Linked DNA regions of Homo sapiens: region 1 is linked to region 2. Evidence: chromatin contacts called from ENCODE Hi-C or POLR2A ChIA-PET data. All regions are on one chromosome and are shown on one strand. Each heading gives the region's core, a stretch centred on a gene start or an enhancer-like site at or near the end of the contact. The rest is flanking DNA. Distances are from core to core; before and after follow the strand shown.

Region 1 (3,178 bases), core at 493-2,992, 36 kb before region 2:
TGTTAAAAATTTCTTCTGTGATTGTGATTTCATATCTTTTTTAATTGATTTTTTTTCTTGTTCATTTTCTCCCTGCACTAGTCTGGAAGTTACATATTCTATTTTTATTCTTCTATTGATTACCCTAGAAAATTTAATATGTGTGTATAATTTCACAAAGCCTAAGGTTACTGTCTTTATTCTCTTTTTAACAATGCAAGGATCTTTAGTATGCTTTTTCATTTTGGCCACATCACTTCCAACATATATGCGTTTGTTGTCCAATATTTTAGTCCTATCTTATTCTTTTTTGAACTTCACAAATTAGGCGTTATTGGTATTTTATATAGTCTGTGTCCTTTTGAGTTACCCACATTTGCCATTTTCTTTGTTTGCTATTCTATTTTACAACTCAGACCTACCTTCTGGGGTCATTTCCTTTCTCTTGGAAGTATGTTTTAATAAACTCAGTTTTTATTTGTCCAAAATTACCTTCATTTTCTCCTCGTTCTTGAAAAATAGTGTTGCTGTACATACTGTTCTAAGTTGATAGCTATAGGGTCTCAGCGCTTTGAAGATATGCCACTGTTTTTTCATTTCCATTTTGCTGTTGAGAAGTCAGTTGTCAGTCTAATTTTTTCTTCTGCTAGTAAAATGTCTTTCATTCTGGCTGTTTTTAAAATCCCTTTGTCTTAGATGTCTTCGCTGTCAGTAAGACATTTCTAGGTGAGGATTTCTTCTGATTTATTCTTCTTGGGATTTGTTGGGATTCTTGTCTCTGAGGTTTGGTGTCTTATCAATTATGGAAATACTGTCTCTCATCCACTCTCTTCTGTCTTTTTGGAATTCTGATTTAGGTGTTAGGCCTTTTTTTTTTTTTTGATGGTGATCTTATGTTCCTTGGAACTTTACTTGCTGATCATTCTTTGAGGCTTAGGTTTCAAGTTAGAATCTTCCTTTTATACAGATGCCTCAGGGGGCTCTACTACCCAGAACACTTAAAACTACATTTTTTGGTGTTAGACTTTTCTTTTGGTTATAGGTGTAGGATGAATTCTGACTCCATACTTGGATAGGAAGGTATCATGGTTAGACATTCTGAGCAGAGACTTATTCCTTTTATTTCCCCTTTCCTGAGGCAAGGCCAAAACACAGAAGGTTTGCTTCCAGTTTCACCCACTGAGGATGTGGCATTTCAGAGGGCCTGGCTTGGTATGGGAATTTCCAGTCTGATTCTTGCCTTGCCAGCAGACACTCGGGGGCCGGACCACATGCAGAGGCCAGACCACTGCCAACATGTACAGGGAGCAAGATAACTACACTTTTAAAAAGATCGCTCTGGTTGCCTTATGGAGGATGGCTTACAGACGGCTTGAAGAGTGGAGGCAGAGAGGCAAGTTAGGATGCTATTATAAACCTCAGGAGAGAGGTGTTGGCCCTGGGACAGACAGAATGGTGGTGGATGGGGAAGATTATTGATTAAGATGATCTGTCTCTTCCCATAGACTGTAAGATACCCAGCCTCAGGGTGAGTATCATCACAAAGATGTTGTTTTTCATCTCTGAGTCCTTCCAGTGCCTGGCACAGAGAAGGCATTCACAGATGCTGATTGAATTGAACTGTGGAATCAATAATGGTTCTAGAGCTGATTTTTTTTTCTACCTTCTAAATGACTGTTTTCCTTAAAGGGAAATGACATGAAGGGATTCCAGGCAGTGAACTCATGCCTGTCTCTGGCATTGCGAAGCCCAGTCCAGAAATAGAGAGCCAGCTGTTTGTAAGCCCAAAAGCCTTAGGTTTTGGAAGGGTTTACTTTCCATGATAACATAGCTTTCTTTAGCCTGTGCACTTGTTCCTTACTTAAGGAGTCTCAGACTCTGCTTGAGATTACTTACACAAAACCTTACCATCTTACTGGATTTTTATGGCATTTTCTTAGAAATTACTAAACTTTATGACTCTCTAGGCAGGTTGCAAAGATGTTCCTCTAATGATATATTACAGCTATGAAAACTTCTTCCTCCTAAGGCGTTCTTTTTGGAAAAATGCTCTGTGTTTAGAGAACGAAGGGAGAGGCAAGTGGTTCCTGCTGTGTGACAGTTTAATAAGCTTTAGCTGGTCACTAAGAACTGTTATTCTAAGAATGTATGCAACACTTTTCCATTAACTGTGCAGAAGTATTTCTAGAAGGTATGGTAAAATAAAGCATATATATTGAGGCCTGGAAGTTCTTTATTATTCATTCAACAAATATGTGTTGAATGTCTGCTGTGGCCCAAGGCCTGTGCAAGGCACGGGTGATCACTATCAGACACCATCCCTGTGATCCCTACTCGCCCATCATGTTTTGTGTGAATTAGAAAAAGGGACCCATTCCTCAAGGAAAGAATATTAAATTCATCAATATAGTACTTACATATCAATAGCAAATTTGTTACAATAATGGATTATTAATGATAAATGAATGTTGGTTATTAATATTTATATAGTATTGTTGATTTGAACTTGAAATTCAAAAATATTCTGCCACAGTAAGCAAACAGCAGATTATTGAATTACAATATGAATGTGAATCTGATACCAATGAGGGATTTTTAAAAAAATTTAAAGGGACTCATCAATCATCTATCAAATGTCAAAGCAGATCCCTATTTAGAAACACAGACTATTTTAGATATGATTACATCAACAAGGTCTTTTTTTTTTTTTTAAGAGACCAGGGTGTCTTGCTGTCTTGCCCAGGCTGGAGGGCAGTGGCACAATATCAAATTCCTGGGCTCAAACCATCCTCCTACCTCAGCCTTCCGAGTAGCTGGGACTAGGCTCATGCCAACCCACTCAGCTATTTTTTTTTTTTTTTGTAGAGACGAAAGTCTTATTGTATTGCCCAGGTTGCTCAAACTCCTGGTCTCAAGCAATCCTCCTGCCTCAGCCTCCCAAAGTGCTGGGATTGTAGGTGTGAGCCACAATGCCCAGCACATGGTCTCTTGATTATTGAATTTGTCAAAGGGGAACAATACATACTGGCTTATTAAAATAAGACATGACTGCCATTGCCAGAAAATTCTTGTTGTAAATAAAAAAACCACCCAAATATAAAATCATCTGATGTTAGTTTACAAAACCAAAATATTTCTCAATTCCCAGTTTAAATCAACAAGTACCTTCATGATGACAATATGTTATACAATAACTTAC
Region 2 (3,029 bases), core at 444-2,943:
ACCATTTTAGGTAGTATTGACATCCTAACAATATTAACTCTTCCGGTCTATGAGCATAGGATATCTTTCTGTTTATTTGTATTAATATCTTCTTTAATTTCTTTTACAAATATTTTATAGTTTTCAGTGTACAAGTCTTTCACCTTTTTGGTTAATTCCTAAGTATTTTATTCTTTTTGATGCTATTATAAATGGAATTCTTTTAAAAAAAGGTCCTTTTTGGATTGCTCCTCATCATGTATGAAACACAGTTGATTTTTATGTGTTGATTTTGTATCCTGCAACTTTGCTGAATTTGTTTATTACTTTGAATATTTTTCTGTGGAATCATTAGAGTTTTCTACATATGGGATCATGTCATCAACAAACAGATAATTTTGCTTCTTATTTTCTAATGTGGACACCTTCTATATCTTTCTCTTGCCTATTCTGGCTAGAATTTATAATACTATGTTGATGTAAAATAAAAGTGGGCATCTTTGTCTTATTCCTGATCATGGTGGAAAAGCTTTAAAGCTTTTAGTATTTTACCATTGAGTATGATGTTAGCTGTGTAAGCGGACAGTTTTTAAAGGAGCTTAAAAAGAGGTAGGATTATGAAATCCTGGGACTTAATTAAAATTATATCCCCCATATTCCTAGCACCTAGTCTGGCATATAATAATTACTGAGTGAATGGACATGTTTTTAAAAATGGTAGTTTCTCAAAACTGAATGAGCTAAAGGTGCCTCTAAAAGGGGGGGCAATTTGGTATTCATGAGGGTGGTAAGCATTGAAGAGTGATGAAAAAGGAGATAAGAGTCATTGGGTTGCCCACTGACAAGGTGTTGGTTCCTCATTGTGGGCAACAAAGCAAAGCCACTTTACCCTTTGCTCGGATAGCCTGCTTAATTCTGGTTATTTTCTCCTTCTCTATATTAGCACTTAACAGCTAGAAGAAAATAACATATGTTGTATCTCATTGTATTTATGAGTACTGAATTAATAACTTACAGCCCATTGCATAAAAAGAAAATGAGCAAAATGCTGTAAATTATAGATGGAAGTTGTTAATGTGAGTAGAGTGTACAACATATGCCTCATTGTGCACAGCTTTGAAATAATGTGACTGATTTAAATGACTTGAGGCTGGCTTCATTTTAATGTGGAATGTATGGAAAGCATTGAGTCACCACCATTTCATTAGTAAGGCTATGTTCTTCCATTGGACCTTGGCCCCTCAACTTGAAGTAGATAAAAATTCTGATTACCTATAGTCCTAGAATGGGAAAATCAAAAGATTTTTATTTAATATGTTGGCATATCTATTTGTGTGCACTTTTAACAAGCAAATTCTGAATATGAACTAACATGGCCTCTCTTTTCTCCTTTAACAAGGTCATCTGAGTTACAGATTTAAAAAATATGTTCATTAAATGCAGAGCTTGTTGATAACTTTGAGAAGCAACAGGATGTAGTGGAAAGAACAGGCCCTTTTGTCTCGGTGAGAAATTTTCTGGCTTCAAATAATTGAAACTCTATAGCTTGTGCCAAACAAGATTTTAGAAGACCAAAAAGGTATTCTCAGGATACAAGGCTATCTTACAGGCTCACGCGGGTCTGAGGCCACTCAGTCTGAGTTTCTAGGGCTATGTTGTCTCATCTCTGCTTTCCCTCCCACACCTGCTCCTTTCTTGTCTCTCAGCAGACTGGCTGTCTCTGCTCCTGTGCACATAGCCAAGCACAGCTGCCCTGCCCTGGCTTTTTATCCCTGCCAGTTCAAGGGCCAGCAGAGGCTGCCTGGCATCTCTGATTTCCAGATTCCTGGAAGAGAGAATCTGGTTATCTCATCTTGAGTCAGATGACCACTCCTGATTTGTTCATTTATTAATTCAGGAAGTCTTTACGAGTTTGGGGAACTGTTTTAGGCCCTGGGATTCATCTTACCCTCATGGAGCATATGTGTGTGTGTATGTGTGTGTGTGTGTGTGAGAGAGAGAGAGAGAGAGAGAGAGATAAGGGAAGAGGGACTCTGAAAGCTTATTCTTTTGGGCTCGGTTGAGGGTTGTAATTTTCAGAGGAAGGGATGTATGGGCTTGGAATTTGGATAGACCTGGACTCTAATCCTGGTTCCTCCCCTTACCAGCTCTGTGTGACCCTTGGGCATGTTAAATTACCTCTGTCAGCCCCAAGTTTTGAATCAGCAAAATGGGAGTAATCCTTTATAGGGTAGTTATAAGGATTAAAGTGAAATGGTGCCTGCAAAGCCAGGAGTGTAGTATCTGCCACATGTAATCAGAGCTCTACCACTTGGAACAAGTTATTAAACCTGTTTGAATCTGTTTCCTCATCTGTAAAATGGCAAAGAATATCACTTACCTCATATGCGTATTATAAGGATTAAACCATGGTAAGTACACCAGGGTGCCAGGAATTTGTACATAATGGATACTCAGTGTGGTCACTGCTCTTCTTATTCTTATTGCGAGTCACATTTTTTCTCTTCTAGTTCCCATTTGGCCGGCGCTTGCCTTGTGACATCTACTGGCATGGAGTTTCATTTCACGACAATGACATATTCTCCGGTCAAGTGAACAAGTTTCCAGGTATCTGCTGTTATTGTTGACATTTAAACATGTTTCTAGGGCCAAGTCTCAGATACACTCTTCTACTAAAACATGACAGTTATTTTTGAGATCAGATTTGAGGACTCTTAATTGGGAATTGCTGTGTTCACTAGCCATTAAGGTTTTAAGGATTGGAGACAGGCTTTTAAAGGTTCAAAGGCAGGCTTTCTTGGTCTAATGCCACTGGTGGAAGAACATGGTTTCCACTTTTTGGGTTATGCATATAATATGGGGTTCTAATGAGAGGAATATATTCTGAAAATGAAAAAATAATAGAACATTTCATTCTTGCGGGAAACAAAAGCACCAAAATTCTAGGCATATGTCATAGAAATGGGGTATCAGCTTCCCTTTTCTTTAAGTATTATATTTGGAGGTACCATTTTTAAAACCAAATATACTGGTCTCCATATTAAGTACTA

What was found. A loop is a pair of places that touch in the nucleus more often than their neighbours do. ChIA-PET counts read pairs that join two places held with the same protein, here RNA polymerase II (POLR2A). Pooled maps may share reads with other maps.
Region 1: a map of psoas muscle shows a loop between it and region 2 (2.3-fold over the local background). The contact joins two enhancer-like sites. A Hi-C loop is called at or near these places in 6 of 168 maps with a recorded cell type or tissue (IMR-90, aorta, ascending aorta and 2 more) and 5 of 50 pooled maps. POLR2A ChIA-PET finds 5 or more read pairs at or near these places in 4 of 52 experiments (AG04449, IMR-90, OCI-LY7 and 1 more).

The regions. Positions count from the first base shown.
Region 1 is chr9:122,074,400-122,077,577 of GRCh38, reverse strand. The region is part of intron 1 of TTLL11 (tubulin tyrosine ligase like 11); the gene reads left to right. Among named protein-coding and RNA genes, the nearest start is that of TTLL11, 17 kb to the left of the region's middle. Within about 2 kb of position 1,742, at least 5 of the 41 ENCODE cell types and tissues checked have a DNase peak (open chromatin) inside an H3K27ac peak, as active enhancers do; they include psoas muscle, where a contact is called at or near this core.
Region 2 is chr9:122,038,829-122,041,857 of GRCh38, reverse strand. TTLL11 (tubulin tyrosine ligase like 11) reads left to right here. Exons shown (of 9, transcript NM_001139442.2): 2 at 2,490-2,586. Among named protein-coding and RNA genes, the nearest start is that of TTLL11, 53 kb to the left of the region's middle. RefSeq lists an enhancer at 1,732-2,931. Within about 2 kb of position 1,693, at least 4 of the 41 ENCODE cell types and tissues checked have a DNase peak (open chromatin) inside an H3K27ac peak, as active enhancers do; they include psoas muscle, where a contact is called at or near this core.